2 separate regions of the Homo sapiens genome follow, and region 2 is linked to region 1. Evidence: chromatin loops called from intact Hi-C (ENCODE). Cell type or tissue: psoas muscle. All regions are shown on one strand. Each heading gives the region's core, and the rest is flanking DNA. Links, peaks and the distances in the headings are about the cores only. Region 1 has its middle 47 kb from the start of FIBIN. Region 2 has its middle 120 kb from the start of FIBIN.

Region 1 (10,606 bases), core at 1,830-9,829:
CTGTATTATCTTGAGAATGAGAACCTTTTACAGAAAGAGGAATTACAGTTGCAGGTCAAGGAAGGGTCTTTATCGTGGAAGGCAGAGCAAGAGGTAGAAGTTGAGCTGTCTCTGGAGAAAACATTCATGGGAGTATCCCACCCAGAGGGCATGTATCTTGGACTGGAATCTGAGGCACATGGAAATTTTGAGTATCTTAAAAGGACAAGTTGGAAGAGATGATGGGCACAGGAAGGTGGGGTGGAAAATTAACTTTTTCTGAAACTTATGTAACTTTATTTACAAGTTTGGCCCTCAACAGTTTGATACGTGGTCTATCCTCAGATTTTGACTTCCTTAGAAAAATAACCTCTTTCTTTCACATGGACAGAAGGGGACGAAAAATGATAGTCACTGCTAATTTTTTTAAAAAAATGTACTAAGTGCTGGGATCTGTTTCAAGCACTTAGCATACATTATTTCATTTACTCCAAGTAACAGCTGTATAAGGAATGAGCTACTATCATCTCTATTTACAGATGAGGAAATGGAGATTTAGCATGGTGAAGTAACTTATCTAAGGGTCACATCTCTAAATTAGGTATTTGAACCAACATTAAAAACCAGAGCAGTCTGATTCCAGAGCCTACAGTCTCAACCCCAAAAAGAGGAAAGTGTTAGATTATAACTCAAGGCGAAACATTTCTGTTAGGGTGGAAAAATAAAAAAAGTAAATTGCAGCAAGATGTGTCTTTTCAAAATTAAAATATAGTTTAAGCAGTTAAAGATTTTTTGCTGCGAGGCATTACAGACCACTGATAAATGTGTGCTGTCTCAGGCGGAGATTGGAAACAATGCAGCGGTAGCTTTTAGCCATCAGCCTGCGGTTTGCTGCAGCTGTGATTTTCCATGGATGCAGTTTTGGGCTATCTTGTCACTGGCTTTTTGGTGCCAGAGGCTTCAGAATGCTGAAGTTTTTCTCCTTTTTTATTTTTATTTTCTGCAGACTTGACTATGCCTGTATCACCTAAAATTATTACCAGTCATGAGCCCTTTGTCATACTAATGTCTTGCTCCCAGTGCTATTTTTTCTTATTTTAATTTCCTTGTTGTTCCCCAATGTGATTTTTACTCTGAGGCGGGGAAAAAAAACAGTCTGTCTTTTGATGACTTTGTTAGTTTTTCATTGGAAGAAACCTGCAAAAATGCTTTTCAAAACATTTTAAATGGCAGCAAACAGTCTGGGAGGTGTTTAAATGTAATGGAAAAATAAAGGATTCATGAGGAAAGGATTTTCAGAGAACGTGGACAGAAAAAAAGTAAAAGCTGTTTAAAACACAACTTTATCTACCAAAATGACCCATCTAGTGTCTTTACATGTGGCTTTTCTTTCACAGGTGCTCAGGCTCCAAAATTTTGAGTTCAGAACAACAGGCAAATGCAGAATATTTGAGGCAGCAGAGCAGAGCACTGGCTTTAGCAGGCAGTCAATTATTGACATTTACTAGCTGGGAACCTTGGGCAAGGTTCTGTGATTTACCTCTGCCGGTCTCAGTTTTCTCTTTTGTGAATTGACAATAATGATAATAATTAACTCATAGTTGTTATGAAGACTAAATTTTATATATATATATATATATATATATCTGGCTATTTGCCAAGTGCTTGGTACATATTAAAAGCTGAATACTGGTGGATATTTCCATTATTTTATAAGTATCTTTTCTTCTCCTGCATTGATGTTAAAATGACATCAGTAAAAGTGTGTTGGTATTGATTCTGGAAAACTTCTGGCTTCATCTAGTTCAATCTTCACCAGAGCAAAGAATCCTGCTTTTCTCCCAGAGAAATCCACAATGTACTCATTAGTGCCATCCGTGGGCACCTTACTTTCTCTCCTGATTGTTGGAAAACTGGCTCAGACTCTTAGAAAGTTCCTATTCTCAGTACTGGTTTCTAGTAATTTCTACTCATTGGCCTCAGTTCTGTTCCCTGGGGCCACCTAGGAGGGATTTGGTCTCTTTTCCACATGCCCCAAATAAGTGAAAGTATCTGAACAAGTTACTTAACTACTCTGGGCCTGGGTTTACTCATATGTAAAGTGCAGACTAGTGTTTCGCCCTCATGGTGGTATCCTGAGGATTAAAAATATATAGACGTCTGAAGATAGCCTAGCTATAGCAGGTGCTCAATAAGGTGCTCAATAGCAGTCGCTGTAATGTGCTGGCCTTAGTTTAAGAGCCTCTGCAGATTCTGTGAGTGTTTGTCTATGTGGCTGATGACTCTCAATGAAGATTGCCCAATGTCAAATGTTTTCCTGCAGGCCACAGAAGGGATGTTTGGATTTCGATTAATCCACATGGCAGCTCTCCATGGTGGGGGCTGTGTCTTTTTGGTACTCTATTACTTGGCCAAACAGCCCCACTGTGAGGAAGTTTCTTGCTGCCTTGTGTCGCTGGCTTTCATGACCTGGCGGTGGCTTGCCTCACTTTGTACTTCCCATGCCAGTGCTTCCCTGTTGCCCCTGAGGCTCAACAGACCTTGAGAGGTGCCCACATTGGTGCCTTGGTTTACTCAGCCAGGCCAGCAAGACTGCCAGTTGCAGGCTGCAGATGAGGCTCACGGGCACCTATGGGCTCACCCCTCATGCCGTGACTTGTGCCGTGGATGTCACTGCTGCTGCCTCAGGTTCTGGCTTCCCCAGGTGGAAAGGTGCAATTCTGAGATGAGGTGGACTCAATATCCTGTGAACACTTTGAGTAACAGGAGCTCAGAGCTGGGCTTTCTTTTTGCTCCCTGACAGCTCTAGAGTGCAGTAGTTTCAGGCAGTTCTCTCAAGATGCCCTGTGGGACTGAGCATTCAGCAGTGCTTGCTATGAGCATGCTATTGAGCCTTTCCATGACTCATTCCTCCCTTTATTTTACTTCTGTTTTCAGGGATTTCAGTCTCAATAATTTGGGGGGCGTTAGCATATAGCCTTTGTCTCAATCTCTGTGTTCTTGGGAATTCTGGTAAAGATGGGTAACTAGTATTACTATTGCCACTGCTCTTCCTCTTACTCAGATTTCATTTCTTTGGGTTCACCAACCATTGCTTTCATGGCTGATTATCAGCTCTTCACTCCCCTACTCACAAAACAAAGCTTATTTCTCTATTTTGTGAGTCAACATCTTTGGCCCAGTACTTCCCTTCTTTTATTGCCACTGCCAGAGTTTCTCCCTTAATTCTTACTATTTGCTTTCAGATCTCATCTGGTAATTTGATCTAAGGTAATATGACAACAAGTGCAAGTGACTTGACACATCACCTATTGGAGATACTATATTTGAATATTCATAGAAGTTTTCTGAAAAAAGAGCCCCAACTTAACTAGAAACCATGGGTTGGCAAACTTTTCTTGCAAAAGGCTAGGGATTAGGGGATTAAGTATTTTAGGCATTGCCAGCCATGGCCATAAGATCTCTGTTGCAGCTATTGAACTTTACAGGTGTATTGTGAAAGAAGTCATAGCAAATATGTAAATGAATGTGCACAGTGAGTTTCAGTAAACTTCATTTGCAAAAACAAGTGTTTGACCAGATTTGGCCCATAGGTTTTGACTACAGACACTTGCTCTAAACAACGGAATTACAAAAAAAAAAGTGAAGTAGAATTTTGGGAAAATGTGGGTTATTCAATATCTTTCAAATTCAGTTTCCTTAGTTTCAATTCATTTTTAATTCAATAAATGATATTGAGAAGAAAAGGTAACAAACACTTATAGAATTCCCCAATGAACCATATTCTAGGCTAGGGATTTCCATATGACACATCATTTGCTGCTCCTAGCAACCCTATAAAGTCACTGTTGTTATTCTACTTTTTGATGAGATGAATAAGCAGGTCCAGAGATAAGTGAATTGTCTCCTTGTAAAAGGCAGTGTCAAGATTCAAAAATAAGCTTACTTTAACTTGAAGATCTATATTAAAGTATTCTAATTAAGTACATACTGTATGTAAAGTTTTGTACCACTGGCTGCATAGAATACAGAGATGAATGAGATAGTTTCATTTTAGTTAGAAGCAAAATAAAATATCAGCAAAATAAAATAAGACAGGCTCTGATATCCCAACAGAACTACAAAGTACTAAGGGAGTTTAAAGGAGCTGCCTATCAGGCATGTGGGAAGCAGGAAAATCCCATAGAAAGGGTGACAATTAAGGTGGTATTTGAAGAACTAATATGATTTTGAAAGCTAGAGATAAGGAAAAAGGTTGTTTTAAGCGAAGAAAGAAAGAAAAAAAGGAACAGGAAGAAATAGTGCCTACTGAGGAAGTGTGGGTCATCAAAGAGAAGGCTTGCCTTCATAATTGGCCAAAGGCTTTGCTCAGCCCTATCCCTAAAGGCACCCTCTGAGTCTAGCTCTGTCCTGGGACTGACCATTAGTTAAGTGAAGTCATCCTTGTCTAATCTTCTCCTAGAAGGGTGTTTCATTGTGCATGATGGATGCAAAAACAGAATTCTCATCAGTAAAAACAAAAGCACACAGAATGGGAACTAATGAGTCAGAAGTTGAGTAGATATTGGATGAAGGGAAGGCAGAAAATTGTCACAGGTAGTACCAAAGCGGGAGGGCCTAAGATAATGTTCTAATTTAAAAAATGGAAGTTGAAGGCTCATTTTTAGTAGATTCTGGTTTTACTGGATTCTGCAACATAATGACCAACACTTTGCACACATGCAGAACAGCCTAAAGCTATAAAAACTATGACATGACTAAATTCATTGGTCAGCTGTCTTTTGCAATATTTATGACAATTGCAATTTAAATTCTTACTTGAGCAATCATATTTTCCCTGGACTATGAGGACAAATAAGGGCAGGAAATTTGTCTGTCCCGTTCCATGCTGTCCTTGAATTTGGCACATTGCCTTATACATTGTATGTGCTCAATAAATATTTGTCCATTGATTACTTGAATACATGGTTGGATTCAACCAGGTTACTCTACAAGTAGAGAGCTAGAGTCTGAATTTTGTAGTAACTTGTACAACCTTTCTCAGCAGAAGCAGCCTCTTTCATGGAAGTATTCCTGTAATTCACTGGAGCTTCCCACATGCTCCTCCCCGTCTTTGAAGGCTCATAGCCAGAAGGAAGTGCTCAACCACCTAGTGTAACCAAGTCTTGCATCATTCACATAGAGAGGGAGATTTTCCAAGTTCTTATTGCGGTGGAAAGATGAGGTCAAACTGTAAGGGGTCAGCAGTGCTCTTAACACTGCCTTTGTGTTGTTTTCATATAAATATTTTTACTAGGACATTTTTTGGCAAACAAGTCTAGCTCCCAGGACTGTGGAGAGCAGGGAAGCTTTGCTCACCACATGCCCATGGTATGCACTTGAGTCAACTTAGGGCCAGTGCAATTTGAAATCATGTCCTTTTTCACTTTTGTCTTGATGCCTTCTCACTGACTCAGTGTCTATCCTTTATCCTTTCTCCAAATGAGAAACATCTGGGCTAAAGTGAAGTCCATGTCCCAATTCCCCACCTCCTTCTCCTACCAAGAAAGCAGCAGCTGTTTCTGACACACTAATCCTATTACAGATGTTTTGATAATTACCAAAAAGCTCAATTTGGCAGCTTATTGGTGGAGCAGCTAAACCAGATTCACACATTTAAACATCTTCTGCCATTCACCTAAGGTAGTTCTCTTCAAAGATCTATTATATAATTTGGTTGGAGAAACTCTGAGAGGGTGCTTCTTTACTGAAATAGGTAAGTTTCTTAAAGCAAATGTAAACAATAACCTTTGATGCTTCCGCAGAGAGTGTGGTTGGTTCATCTCTCTGTTTCTCCCACTTTGCAAAGCCTAATCCATAATGTTGCCAATGACTATTGGAGGAGCAAATGGATAAATCCAACGCCATACATTGCACTTTTCCTTTTGCCATGTTTCTTTGTTCAAAATGCATTTGACCCATGTCTTTGTGCCAAAGAGCAAACCAACATAGTATTTGATAATAAGATCTTGTGATAATAAAAATGCCTTACATATTAAAGAGCTTTGCGTATTGTTGTTTTTGTCCCCAAGTACTTTCTTATCCACAACCTTATTTCATTTGTAATATCCTATAAGATAAACATAATGCATTATTTTCATTTATTGGTTATTTTCTCTCCCTTAGCTCTTGTATCCAACATAAATCAAGGCCATTGATTATAACTCTGCAATGGTCTTTGAGTCAGTTCTCTACACATTCCTACAGCATTACTAGCTTTACGGAGGCTGCCATTTTCTCTCATATAGTCCCCAGCAATTTTTTCCTAGCTGGTCTCCTAAGCTTCTGATTCTTCTGTTCACAATATTATCATTATCTTTCCAAAGCAAGGAATTGATCCTGCCCCTCTCTTTTTTCTGCTATGCTAATGACTCATCACTGCTTTCCTAGGTCAAGTCTGAATCATTTAGTGTCATGCACAAGATCTTTTGTACCTTTCTTTAGTTTCCAGATGACTCGTGGTTGTTAAGCTATGTCATGCCTCTTCATATTTCTGTGCCTTTTCTCATGTGGTACTATTTATCTGGAATGCCCTGGCCCACTCTGTATTCTTATGAAACTCCTATTTATACTTTAAGACTCAACAAAACATTCACCCTATTTGTGAATGTTGTCATGACTCAGGAAGAGTTCAGTGCTCCTTCCCTCTCTTTATGTGACACTTTACACCTTTACACAAACCTTTTTTTGGCACTCATCAAACTGTAAGAAAAGTATTTGAACAACCAGTTCCCCTACTAAACCACGAGCTTACCCTTATATCCCCCCTGACAATGGCCCAATGCATGTCACATACCAGGTACCCAATGAACTCTTATTTAATAAATAGATTTTACAAATAAGAAAGGACACTGTGAAGGAGTATCAGGGACAAGACTTTGGAAATATGTTCTAATCCTAGCTTTTCTACTAATTCATGGAAACCTCTCTGGACCCATTTTCTCACCTACAGAATGAGTGCATTGATTGGGCTATCCTTGTGGTCTCTTCTAGGACTTACTACTGTAAGAAATTCTAATAGGTTGCTCATCTTTTTAGTTACCAAAGCCAGGACCAAATTCAAGATCATCTGACTTAGGGTCTAGGATTAATTTTTCTGAAGCAAAGGTTGAAATTAAAAAGGAAGATATGTAGGAAGGCAGAAGGACCTATTGATCCCAGTGTTGGTAATATGTTGCACCAGCTGTGTGACCTCGGGGAAGGTATTGTCTCTCTGGTCCTAGTTTTTCCATTTGTATAATGAGGGCATTAAACGAAATTGCAAATATGTGGCACTATTTTCCCAACTTATTCCTTCTATGCCAAAGGCAGTCATAGCTAATCAATTACTAAACATTCCACTGAATCCATCTGCAGGGTCAGACTTCATCTCAACACGATGCTACAAGAAGCCACTTCTGTTCTTTGGAGTACTTTCAATGCCAAGAATGTACATGAGATTAAAACAAAAGAAAGCTACTGCTCTTTTTGGCACTAGATATTTTCTGAAATCTCTCTCAGTTCTGTTATATTCTAATAGATCCATGGTGGACTTTTTCTATATTTGGACTTAGTTTCTAGTCTCTGAGGGTGACCATGAGGAGGAGACCATGCACAGATCCCTGCAATGGGTGGGTTCTTTCATGATGAGCCCAGGCATAATCACCATCCTGTGAGTGACCAGTGTCTTTTATTTTTTTCAGGTCTAATGCCAATGACTCAGTCACATAAGCCAACAAGGGTATCCACATTAAATGCATCTGAGCAGAGTGAAAATCAGTCATAATTGGGGACAGATGTGGATGCAAAGTTCTCATGTGTCTTTTTTCTTCTCAGTGGACTACTGCAAAGGAAGTGTTAACTGATTTTGGCACTCTCATCTGCTTTCCAGAAGGCCTGTTTAGAAAAGCGTATGAGCACTTGGGGAATCCTTGATGCTTCTAGAAAATAGGTTACATGAGGACATTCTCTGAGTCCTAATTAAATTGATTTTCCCTTTTAGTTCCTGGAATGTAATAAGGTAAAAATAAATATTTGTGGAATGAATGAATTGTTAGGCTTCTCTCTAGCTAGCAATTCTATTGCCAAGTGCCATGTTCTCTCTAGAACGATCCCTGCTTACCTTAGCATATTATAGAATCTTCCCTCTATGAGCTGCCTTATTCCTCTGACTTTGGAAATAGCTGACTTGGAGGATAATTAGATGCTTTTACTTTGTGTCTCAGACTAGCCTCTAAGTCTCTCAGGCAGGGAAGCACCTTACTTCTCTTCATTATATTATATATGTTATAATATTTATGTTACATAGCTCTCATAAATTTATATAATAAATTATATATTATATATGTTATTATAGGTTATACTTTATACTCAACATTTAGTAACTAGATAGCTGTCAACTCTCATCCATACTCATGGAAAGATAATCTTTTAAAATGAGAGTACCAAGGAAAGAGAGGAAGGTTTATTCAAATATGGCAGAATATAAGCTTAAGCCACATAAGCAGAATCATAACCTCAAGGATATGGGGTGGGGCAGTCCCCTGGATTGATAGCATGTTATATTTAGTTCTAGCTGATATTAGCTCTGGAGAAATAGGAATAACCTGGAGTACATTCAGAGAAGAGGGACAAGGTTGGTATCTTGGTCAGCTTAGGCTACAATAACAAATACTTCAGACTGGATGGCTTAAACCAAAAGACTTATTTCTCAAAGTTTAGGAAGCTGAAAGTCTGAGATCAGGGTGCCAACATGGTTAGAGTTTCGGTGAGGGCTCCCATTCTCACATGGCCTTTCCATGGTGCATGCACACAGAGAGCAAGTTCTGATCTCTTCATCTTCTAAGGGCACTAATCTCATCACAGGGGCTACGCCTTCCTGAGTCCACCTAAACTTAATTATCTCCTAAGGCCCCATCTCTAAATGCTATCACATTGAAGATTAGGGCTTCAACAAAGGGATTTGGAGGAGACACAGACATTTAGTCTATAGCAGTGAGTGACTTGGAAAGCATGTTATGCAAGGACTGGTTCAGCGCTCTGGAGGCATTTACTCAGGGAAGAAAGGGTTTAGTGCTGGCATGATAGCTGTCTAAATTTATCTGAAAGCCTGCCTTGTAGCCACAGGATTAAGCTTATTGTGTGTACTTTCATAGGGCAGAACTAAGATTGGTGGATAGAAAATATTGGAGCGTGAAGGTAAGGGCCCTCCTGAATATGCTTCATGGCTCCCACTCACCTCTTTTGGGTGGATGTCTAAAATTACAAAATTCTCGAACTGCAGGATGCTTAGCAGATTGAAGGATGAGTATTTATTACACATGACTCAACATTATTTTTTGGATAAAATACACAGGGACTTATTGCCACATGGGGACATTTGGTGCCTATTTTCTGCTTGGAAATATTCAGCCATAAAATGAATTTGAGAAAAGAAGCACTTCCCACAGCAAATAAGCATCAGTAATTACCTAAAATCTAAACTTCGGGAATTGGGGCCTCAAATCCAGCAGATTTTTGGTACCATCTTATGAAGCATCTGAATTCATCTGGCTGATTTCTATCACCATTACTTATTCCTAATAGAGACAATGAAAGTGGGCTCTGAAGTTCATGGAATGAGTCTGAGCCTGCCTGGTTTTCTAGGAGAGATTTCTCCCTGATTTCTTCAGGTCAGTTCAGGAAGGAGATGTCTTCTTTCACCAAACCACTTGGGAGGCTGAGTTCTTACAGTTGGCATTAATCTTAGGGTTTTCAGGCACAGAACAGAGAAGTTGCTAAAATAGGCAATAAAACTGGGTGTGCTTCTCTACCCCAACATCTGTGTTTCCTTCACTGAACCATGCTTTGTACCATGCAGCCTAATTAAAAGACTTTTACACACAGCAACATACTCGGTTTTATATATCTTCTCAAGGAAAAAGGCAAAACTAGGCAATAAAGAAAAATGATCCGTGTCAACAAAAGCATATGAGCTATTTTGCAACTATTCTATTTAGACTTCCTTGTTGGTAAAACAATGCGTTCTCAAATTTTCTTCACTAACTTCCCTTCCAAGACTACGTTAATGACATAGAATAATGACTATCTGGATATAATTTTTTTAAAAAAACTTTCCATGTGTCTACTTCATGTGACATCTTGTATTTCTCATCCACACTTTACCCCTAGAAAACTGGTCTTCGATGTGTCAGTGCAATTAACAGAAATGTTTCAGCTCAGAAATCCTTTTGAGAATAATTCTTTATAATCAAACATGAACAAGCAGCGCATTTTAAAAAATGTATTTCTCTTTGGAGAGTAGCCAGACCATGACCAAATTATCTGGAACTTGGAGCATGAGAGTGAAGCCGAAAATGTAAAAATGGAAATGGAAAATGGTGTCACACACCAAAAATGGAGACCAAAGGGTGTGTCTCTATGAATTCATCTGAGCCAGACCTTTGGATAGAAAAAGAGAATGAAAAGTTAAAATAATCCCTTTTTTTTCTCATTTGACTGGCATTGATTGGTTATACCAATGATTCTTAACCTTTTTGGGGTCCTGGGCTTCTTTGAGAATTTGATGAAAACCTCAGATGTCCACCTCAGAAAAAGACTAATTCTTAAA
Region 2 (10,606 bases), core at 1,200-9,199, 71 kb after region 1:
CTTTGTACATCTGGTAGAATTCAGCTGTGAATCCATCTGGCCCAGGATTTTATTTGGGTTGTAGGCCTTTTATTACTGGAACTCATTATTAGTCTGTTTGGGATTTTAATTTCTTCCTAGTTCAATCTTCAGAGGCTTTGTATTTCCAGGATTTTACCCATTTCTTCTAGGTTTTCTAGTTTGTGCACAATAGGTGTTTGTAATAGTGTCTGATGATTTTTTGTATTTCTGTTGGGTCAGTTGTAATGCTGCTTTTGTCATTTCTGGTTGTAATTATTTGAATCTTCTTCTTTTTTTCTATATTAATCTAGCTAGCAGTCTATCAATCTTGTTTCATCTTTTGAATAATCAAAATCATCTTTTGGTTGCATTAATTATTGTATGGATTTTAGTGTCTCAATTTTGTTTATGTCAGGTTTGATTTTAGATATTTCTTTTCTTCTCTTAGCTTTGGGGTTGGTTTGTTTTTTTTCTAGTTCCTTGAGGAGCAACATAGGTTGTTAATTTATGACCTTTCTAATTTTTTGATGTAGGCCTTTAGTGCTAAAACTATTCTTAACACTGATTTAGCTGTGTCACAAAGATTTTACTAGGTTATATCTCTGTTTTCATTAGTTTCCCAGAACCCTTTAAATTTCTGTCTTAATTTCTTTTTTTCTTTTTTACTGAAAAGTCATTCAGGACCAGGTAGTTTAACTTCCATGTTACTGTATGGTTTTAATTGATCTTCTTGATATTGATTTCTATTTTTATTGCACTGTTGTCCATGATATGGTTGGATGTTTGTCCTCTTTAAATATCCTGTAAAAATGTGATCCTCAATGTTGGACCAGGAGCCTGGTGGGAAGTAATTGGATCATGGGGTCAGATCCCACATGGAGGTTTAGCACTATCCCCTTGGTGATAGGTGAGTTCTAGCTCAGTTAGTTCATGTGATATCTAGTTGTTTAAAAGAGTCTGGGAACTTCCCCTTCTCCCTCTCTTACTCCCTCACTTGCCATGTGATATGTTGGCTCTGATTTGCCTTCCATCATGATTGTAAATTTCCTGAGGCACTCACCAGAAGCAGATGCCAGCACTATGCTTCCTGTACAGCCTACAGTACCATGAGCCAATTAAACTTTTAAAAAAATAAATTACTTAGTCTCAATTATTTCTTTACAGTGACACAAAATAGATGAATAAAGAAAATTGGTACTGAGGAGGGGGGCATTGCTATAAAGATACTCGAAGATGTGGAAGTGGCTTTGATACTGAGTAATAAGAAGATGTTGGAAGAGTTTGGAGGGCTTAAAGGAAGACAGGAAGATTAGGGAAATTTGGAACTTCTTAGAGACTGGTTAAAACATTGTGACCAAAATGTTGATAGTAATAAGTTCAGTGAAGTCCAGGCTGATGAGGTCTCAGATGGAAATAAGAAATTTATTGGAAGCTAGAGAAAAGATCACCTGTGTTATGCCTTTGCAAAGAGTTTGGCTGCATTGTGTCCATATCCTAGAGATGTGTGGAAGTTTGAAATTAAGAGTAATTATTTAGAATGACTTGTGGAAGGAATTTCCAAAGTATTCAAAACGTGATCTGGCTATTTCTAACAGTCTATGCTCAGATGCAGGAGCAAATGAATGACTTAAAGTTAAAACTTATATTTAAAGGGAAGCAGAGAGTAAAAGTTTGGAAAATTTGCAACCTAGCCACATGCCACAATAACGAAAAGCAAGAGAGAAATTCAAATGGGCTGTGGAGCAACCACTTGCTAAGGAGATTAGCATGACTAAAAGGGAGTGAAGTGCTAAAATCCAAGACAACGGGGGAAAAGTACTCAAAGGCATTTTAGAGACTTCATGGCAGCCCCTTCCATTTCTTGCCCAGAGGCCTAAGAGGAAGAGGAAAAAATGATTTGTTGTCCAGGCCAAGTGCCCAGCTGCCTGGCATAGCCTCAGGACACTGCTCCCTGTATTCCAGCCACTCTGGCTTCAGCCTCAGCTCAAATAGTCCCAGGTCCAACTTGGGCCACAACTCAGGAGGGTGCAACCCATAAGCCTTGGTGGTTTCCATGTAGTGTTAAGTCTGTAGATGCTCAGAATGTGAGTGTGAAGAAGCCTTAGCAGCTTCCATCTGCATTTCAGAGGAGGTACGGAAAAGCCGAGGCAGAAGCCTGCCACAGGGGTGGGGTCCTAACAGAGAAGCTCTACCAGGGCAAAGGCTCAGGGTAATGTGGGATTGGAGCCCCCACACAGATTCCCTGTCAGGACACTGCCTAGTGGAGCTGTGGGAAGGAGGTCACCATCCTCCAGAATCTAGAAGGGTAGATTCACTGGCAGCTTGTATTCTCTCCCTAGAAAAGCCATAAGCATTTAACTCCAACCCATGAGAGTAGCCTGTACCACACTGCAAAGCCACAAGGCTTTTAGAGCCTACTCCTCATACTGGGATGTGGAAAATTGTATCAAGACATATTATTTTGGAGATCTAAGATTTAATGAAGACCCTGTTGGATTTCAAACTTGTGTGGGGCCTATTGCCCCTTCCTTTAGGTCAATTTCTCCTTTTTGGAATGGGAATGTTTCCTCAATGCCTGCACCACCATTTCAGCTTGAAAGTAAATAACTTGTTTGGGTTACACAGGCTCATGCGTGGAAGAAAGAAACTCATTTCCAGATGATTCTTGAGACTTCGGACTTTTGAGTTAATGCTGAGGAGATATTAACTTTGAGGAACTATTGCAAAGACATAATTTTATTTTGAAATTTGAGAAGGACATGAGGTTTGGGGTGCCAGAGGTGGAATGATATGGTTTGGATGTTTGTACCCTCCAAATGTCATGTTAAAATGTGATTCCCAATGTAGGAGGAGGGACCTTGTGGGAGGTAATTGGATCATAGTATTGGATTCCACACGGATAGTTTAGCACCAGCCTTTTGGTGATAAGTGAGTTTTCTCTCAGTTAACATGAAATCTGGTTGTTTCAAAGTGACCTCCCCCTTTTCCTTCTCTTGCTCCCTCTTTCACCATTTGATACACTGGCTCCCCTTTGCTTTCTGCCATGACTGCAATCTTCCTGGAACCCTCACCAGAAGCAGTCGCTGCCACTATGCTTCCAGTAAGTCTGCAGAATCATAAGACAATTAAACTTTTATTTAAATAAAATACCCAGTCTCAGATATACTTTATAGTGATGAAAATGGACTAATACAGTCTGAGACTGTGGTTGGTACAATTTTGTTTTTCTTTTTAATTTGTTGGTACATTCTTCCTGGCAGAGCATGTGGTTGATCTTGGAGTATGTGCTTCTTCCAGATGAGAAAAGTATTTATTCTGTTATTGTTGGTTGAATATTCCTTAGGTGTCTCTTAGGTTCAATTGGTCAAGTGTAAAGTTTAAGTCCAGAATATCCTTGCTAGTTTTCTGCCTTGACTATTTGTGTAAAACTGTCAGTGGGGTGTTGAAGTCCCCAGTATTATCTTGTGGTTGTCTAAATCTCTTCATAGATTTCTAAGAATTTGCTTCACAAATCTTGGTGCTCCAGTGTTGAGTGGGCATTTATTTAGGATAGTGAAGTTTTCTTGTTGGATGAAGATCTTTATCATTACAGAATGCCCTTCTTTGCCTTTTTAAATCATTGTTGGTTTAAAGCCTGTTTTATCTGATATAAGAATAGCAACACCTGCTCTTTTTTGCTTTCCATTTGCCTGATAGACCTTCCTCTATGCCTTTATTTTGAGCCTATGAGTATCATTACTTGTGACATGTGTCTCTTGAAGACAGCAGACAGTTGGGTCTTGTTTCTTTATGCAATTTGCCACTCTATCTATGCCTTTTAATGAGACATTTTTAGCCCAATTATATTCAGGGTCAATAATGATTTGTGAGGCTTTAATCAGGTCAACATGCTGTTAGCTGGTTGTTTTGTAAACTTGATTGGTATAGTTGCTTTATAGTGTCAGTGAGGTATGTGCTTAAGTGCATTTTTGTAGTGGCAGGTATTCTTTCATTTCCATGTTTAGCACTTCCTTTCAGACCTCTTGTAAGTAAGGTCTAGTGGTAATGAATTTCCTTAACATTTACTTGTCTGAAAAGGATTTCATTTCTGCTTTGCTTATGAAGCTTAGTTTGGTGGTATATGAAATTCTTGGTTGGAATATCTTTTTTAAAAAAGACATTAAAAATAGGCGTCCAATTTCTTCCTTGTCAGGTTTTCACTGAAAGGTCTTCTTTTAACCTAATTGGGTTCTATTTTTAAGTGACCTGTCCCTTCCCTGTAGCTGCCTTTAAGATTTTTCCTTTCACATTAACCTTGGAAAATCTGATGGCTATGTGTCTTGGAGATTGTGTGGTCCTCTAAATCTCTTTGAAGATCTCTAAAAACTGAGTGCTCTAATGTTGGGTGCATATATATTTTGGATAGTTAAGTCTTCTTGTTGGTTTGAGTCCATTATGATTACATAATATTATCTTTTATAATATCTCACAGGGGTTTTTTGATTTTCTTAGATTTGCATGTCAACCTGTCTAGTGAGATTGGGAAAATGTGAACTATATCGTTAAATGTTTTCCAAGTTGCTTGCTCTCTTGCCTTCTCTTTCAGGAATGCCATTGAGTCATAGATTTGGTCTCCCTACATAATTTCATATTTCTCAGAGGTTTTATTTCTTTTTCAAATTTTTTCTTCATTCTTTTTATCAAATTTCTTTTCTTTTTTGTTTTTGAGATGGATTCTTGTCCTGTTGCCCAGGCTGGAGTGCAATGTCATGATCCCCACTCACTGAAACCTCTGCCTCCCGGGTTCAAGCAGTTCCCCTGCCTCAGCCTCCTGAGTAGCTGTGATTACAGGTGCCCACCACCACGCCTGGCTAATTTTTGTATTTTTAGTAGAGATGAGGTTTCACCATGTTGGCCAGGCTGGTCTTGAACTTTTAACCTCAAGTGATCCACCCATCTTGGCCTCCCAAAGTGCCAGGATTACAGGTGTGAGCCACAGTGCCAGGCCTTCTTTTTATTAAATTTCAATAGTTTTGAGAAAACAGGTGGTTTTTGGTTACATGAATAATTTATTTAGTCATAATTTCTGAGATTTTGGTGCACCTATCATCTGAGCAGTGTACACTGTACCTAAGATGTAGTCTTTTATCCCTCACCTTCCAAACACACTCTCCCCTGAGTCCCAAAGTCCATTATATCATTCTTATGCCTTTGAATCCTCATAGCTTACCTCCCACTTATAAATAAGAACATACGAAATTTGTTTTTCAATTTCCTGTTAACTTCACTTAGAATAATGGTCTCCAACTCCATCCAGGTTGTTTTGAGTGCCATTATTTTGTTTCTTTTTATGGCTGAGTTGTATTCCATGGTATATATATAACACATTTTCTCTATCCACTTGTTGGTTGATGGACATTTAGGCTGGTTCCATTTATTTGCAATTGCAAATTGTGCTGCAATAAACATGTGTGTGCAAGTGTCTTTTTCATATAATAACTTTTTTTCCTCTGGGTAGGTATCCAGTAGTGGGACTGCTGGATCAAATGGTAGTTCTACTCTTAGTTCTTTAAGGAATCTTCATACTGTTTTCTATGAAGTTGTACTAGTTTACATTCCCACCAGCAGTGTAAAAGTGTTCCTTTTCACCACATCCATGCCACCATTTAATATTGTTTGATTTTTTTTCTTTTTGAGACAGAGTCTCACTCTGTTACCCAGGCTGGAGTGCACTATCATGATCTCATCACTGCAACCTCCACCTTTTGGGCTCAAGTCATCCCCCAATCTCAGCCTCCCAAGTTCCTGGGACCACAGCTGTATGGCATCACACCAGGTAATTTTTTGTAGAGATGGGGTATCGCCATGCTTCTCAGGCTTGTCTTGAACTCCTGAGCTCAAGTGATCCACCCACCTTAGTCTCCCAAAGTTCAGGGATTATAGGCATGAGCCACCATGCCTGGCCTTGATTTTTAAATTATGGCCATTTTTGCAGGAATAAGGTAATATCTCACTGTGGTTTTAATTTGCATTTTCTTGATTAGTGATGTTGAGCATTTTTTCATATGTTTGTTGACCATTTGTATATCTGCTTTGATAATTGTCTATTCATGAACTTTGTCCACATTTTGATGGAATTATTTTTTTTTCTTGCTGATTTGAGTTCCTTATTACTTCTCAATATTAGTCCTTTGTTGGATGCATAGTTTGAAAATATTTTCTTCTACTCTGTGGGTTGTCTATATTTACTCTGCTGATTATTTCTTTTGCTGTGCAGACACTTTCTAATTTAATTCAATCCCATCTATTTTTGTTTTTGTTGCATTTGCTTTTGGGTTCTTGGTCATGAAATCTTTACCTAAGCCAACGTCTAGAAAAGTTTTTCCAATGCTATGTTCTATAATTTTTATGGTTTCAGGTCTTAGATTTAAGTCTTTGGTCCATTTTGAGTTAATTTTTGCATAAGGTTGGAGATGAGGATTCAGTTTTATTCTTCTACGTGTGACTTGCCAATTATCTCAGCACCATTTGTTGAATAGGGTGTCCTTTTCCCAATTTATGTTTTTGTTTGCTTTGTTGAAGATCAGTTTGCTGTAGGCATTTGGCTTCATTTCTCGGTTCTCTATTCCATTGGTCTATGTGCCTATTTTTATACCAGTACCATGCTGTTTTGGTAACTATAGCCTTGTAGTATAGTTTGAAGTGGGGTAATGTGACACCTCCAGATTTGTTTTTGCTTAGTCTTGCCTTGGCTATGTGTGCTTTTTTTTGGTTCCATATGAATTTTAGAATTTTTTCTACTTCTGTGAAGAACGATGACAGTACTTTGATGGGAATTACGTTAAACCTGTAGATTGCTTTTGGCAGTAAGGTCATTTTAACAACATTGATTCTACCCATTCATGAACATGAGATGTGTTTCCATCTGTGTTGTACATTCATTGTTTCTTTCTTTCTTTCTTTCTTTCTTTCTTTCTTTCTCTTTCTTTCTTTCTTTCTTTCTTTCTTTCTTTCTTTCTTTCTTTCTTTCTTTCTTTCTTTCTTTTTTTTGAGATGGAATCTCACTCTGTCACCCAGGCTGGAGTGCAGTGGCTCACTGCAACCTCTGCCTCCTGGGTTCAAGTGATTCTCCTGCCTCAGTCTCCCAAGTAGCTGGGACTACAGACGTATGCCACCATGCCCGGCTAATTTTTGTATTTTTAATAGAGATGGGGTTTCACTTTCCTAGCCAGGATGGTCTCGATCTCTTGACCTCGTGATCTGCCTGCCTTGGCCTCCCAAAGTGCTGGGATTACAGGTGTGAACCACCATGCCCAGCTGTAAATTATTTCTTTCAGCAGTGTTTTGTAGTTTTTCTTGTAGAGATCTTTCACTTCCTTGGTTAGGTATATTCTTAGGTATTTATTTATTTATTTATTTTATTTTGCCATTGTTGTAAAAGGGATTGAGTTATTGATTTGTTTCTCAGCTTGATGTATTTTTTCTCAGCTTGGTGTCTCAGCTGTTTGTGTATAGCTGTTTCTACTAATTTGTGAACATTGATTTTGTATCCTGAAACTTTACTGAGTTAATTTATCAGATCTAGGAGCTTTTTGAATGAGTCTTTAGGGTTTCCTAAGTATATAATTATATAATTGGCAAACAGTGACAGTTTTACTTCTCTTTACTGATGTGGATGCCCCTTATTTCTTTCTCTTGTTGACTGCTCTGGCTAGGACTCAGTACTATGGTGAATAGAAATGGTAAAAATGGACATTCTTGTCTTGTTTCAGTTTTCAGGGAGAATGTTTTCAACTTTTCCCTGTTTAGTATAATGTTGGCTGTGGGTTTCTTTTTATTCATTTATTTTTTTGAGACAGAGTTTTGCTCTTGTTGCCCAGGCTGGAATGCAATAGTGTGATCTCAGCTCACCGCAATCTCCGCCTCCCGGGTTCAAGCTATTCTCCCTCCTCAGCCTCCCGAGTAGCTGAGATTACAGACATGCATCACCACGCCCAGCTAATTTTGTGTTTTTAGTAGAAATGGGGTTTCTCCACGTTGGTCAGGCCAGTTTTGAACTTCTGACCTCAGATGATCTGCCCACCTCGGCCTCCCAAAGTGCTGGGATTACAGGTGTGAGCCACTGCACCCAGCTTGCTGTGGGTTTCTAATAGATGGCTTTTATTATCCTAAGGTAAGTCCCTTGTATGCCAATTTTGCTGAAGGTTTTAATCATAAAGGGATACTGGATTTTGCCAAATGCTTTCTCTACATCTATTGAGATGACTGTAAATTTTTTAAAAAAATTCTGCTTATATGATGTATCAAATTTATTGACTTGCATATGTCATACCATCCCTGCATTCCTGGTACAAAATTCACTTGATCATGGTGGATTATCTTTTTGATATGCTCTTGGATTCTGTTAGCTAGTATTTTGTCCAGGATTTCCGCATCCATGTTCATCAGAGATATTGGTCTGTAGATTTATTTTTATTATGTCCTTTCCAGTTTTTGGTATTGGGGTGACTTATACCACCCTAGTGGCTGGTGACATAGAATGATTTTGGGAGGGTTCACTCTTTATTTTTGAATAGTTTCAGTAAAATTGGTACCAACTCTACTTAGCATGTCTGATAGAATTCAGCTGTGAATCTATCTTGTCCTGGACTTTATTTTGTTGGCAATTTTTAAAATTACTGTTTCAGTCTTGCTACTTGTTATTGATATGTTCAGAGTTTCTATTTCTTCCTGGTTTAATTTAAGAGAATTGTATATTTCCAGAAATTTAGCCATCTCTTCTAGATGTTTTAGTTTGTGTGCATATAGATGTTCATAGTAGCCTGGAATAATCTTTTGTATGTCTGTAATATCAATTGCAACAGCTCTCATTTCATTTCTAATTGAGTTCTCTCTTCTTTTCTTGGTTAATTTCACTAATGGTCTATCAATTTTGTTGATCTTTTCAAGAACCAGCTTTTTGTTTCATTTATCTTTTGTGTTTTTTGTTTCAATTTCATTTAATTCTACTCTAATCTTTGTTATGTTTTGTCTTCTGCTATGTTTCAGTTTGTTTTGTTCTTGTTTCTCTAGTTCCTTGAGGTGTGACCTTAGATTGTCTCTTTGCACTCTTTCAGACTTTTTGATGTAGGCATTTAATGCTGTGAACTTTCCTCTTAGCACCACCTTCGCTGTATCCCAGAGGTTTTGATAAGTTTTGTCATTATTATTATTCAGCACAAATAATTTTTAAATTTCTATCTTGATTTTATTGTTAACTCAATGATCATTTAAGAATAGATCATTTAATTTTCATGTATTTTTATAGTTTTAAGGGCTCCTTTGGAATTAATTTCCAGTTTTATTCCACTGTGGTCTGAGAGGGTACTTGAAATTTCAATTTTCTTGAATTTAATGATTTTAGGCATTGTTCTTGGTCTTAAGTTTAATAGCAAACACAAAGCATGTATATTATCACTATACTAATTTTCAAAGGTTTTTCTTTAACATTTAGAACCATAACAACAAATACACACATTTAGTGTTTATAAAAACTTAACTATGTCTTTATTAATAACTTTATTATAAAATTTAATAATCCATGTTTTTCAAAATAAGTTTGTAGCAAATCCAGCTTCCCAAAAACACTAACAGTTAAGTGTGTTAATGTACTAAATAAATCATTCCCTTGTACCCATAAAAAATTTAGTGTTATTGCCCTTCACCGTAAAAAAAAAGACTTTCATTTTTAAAATGAAATTAAAAAATATTACACACTTAGCCCTTTTGTAGTGTATACACTAACATTAGTTTATACACTACTTTTGCCACTAAAAAGTGCAAGTTAAAATGTCCCTCAGTCATATGGCTCTAAAATATATCTTTCATTCATAAGTTCTGCTCAAATAATTAAATAGTTTGCCATCTAGGTTATTTTTATTTATACTATAAAACAAAAGCAAACAGTTCCAGTTTAATTTTTATACTTAAAATATTGCACATTTTCTGTGTATAAGTCATTCAAATTAGTATCTATATAAATTCAGTCAAATCCAACCATAAATTCAAGTTATTATGCTATATAACCCTATAAAATACATAAAAACATTATTACTTTGCTTTTATAACAAAACCCAAAAGTCTGTTTCAATTTTCAAATTCAGCATTTAAACAAAAAATTTTAATTCCCGAAGTTAAAAAAAGACAAAACAATAAAAAATCAGGCCTTAATGCCACATATTTTTCACTTAAAGTTATAAAATAAAGTTTCCTGCTTTCCAAAACACTTTATTATATTTCCCTTATAAACCTAATTTTCTGTGTCAAAGTATAATTCTCATGCTAAAGCTCTAGCCTAAAAAGGCAAAAAAAAAGTTGTCTTTATTTTTCAAACATATTCATCACTTTAACAAAATAATAAAAAAATTTAAATTTAGGCTAAGTAAAAATACTGTTTCAATAAGCATGTACCTAAAATAAACCAAAATTAGTAGTTAATTCAGGCATCTAAAAAATCTCAGTTCCCACCAGTGAAAATATCCTAAGTGGCTAGTGCACCTTAAAAAAAAATCTAGCAGCTGGGCGCGGTGGCTCACGCCTGTAATCCCAGCACTTTGGGAGCTGAGACGAGCGGATCATGAGGTCAGGA

Evidence for each region. Hi-C counts contacts between places; a loop is a spot of excess contacts. Peaks named below come from ENCODE experiments on the same cell type or tissue, not always from the same donor. Only the 100,000 strongest peaks of a DNase experiment are listed, where the experiment ranks them.
Region 2: a loop joins it to region 1, with 8 times the contacts of the local background. A loop is called at or near these places in 2 of 110 quality-filtered maps.

The regions. Positions count from the first base shown.
Region 1 is chr11:26,942,276-26,952,881 of GRCh38, reverse strand. No RefSeq gene overlaps it. Among named protein-coding and RNA genes, the nearest start is that of FIBIN, 47 kb to the left of the region's middle. RefSeq lists an enhancer at 2,583-3,083. In psoas muscle, for the core only: no CTCF peak of the experiment used is centred there; a DNase peak (open chromatin) is centred at 5,331; H3K27ac peaks cover 790 bases.
Region 2 is chr11:26,870,572-26,881,177 of GRCh38, reverse strand. No RefSeq gene overlaps it. Among named protein-coding and RNA genes, the nearest start is that of FIBIN, 120 kb to the left of the region's middle. In psoas muscle, for the core only: no CTCF peak of the experiment used is centred there; no DNase peak of the experiment used is centred there.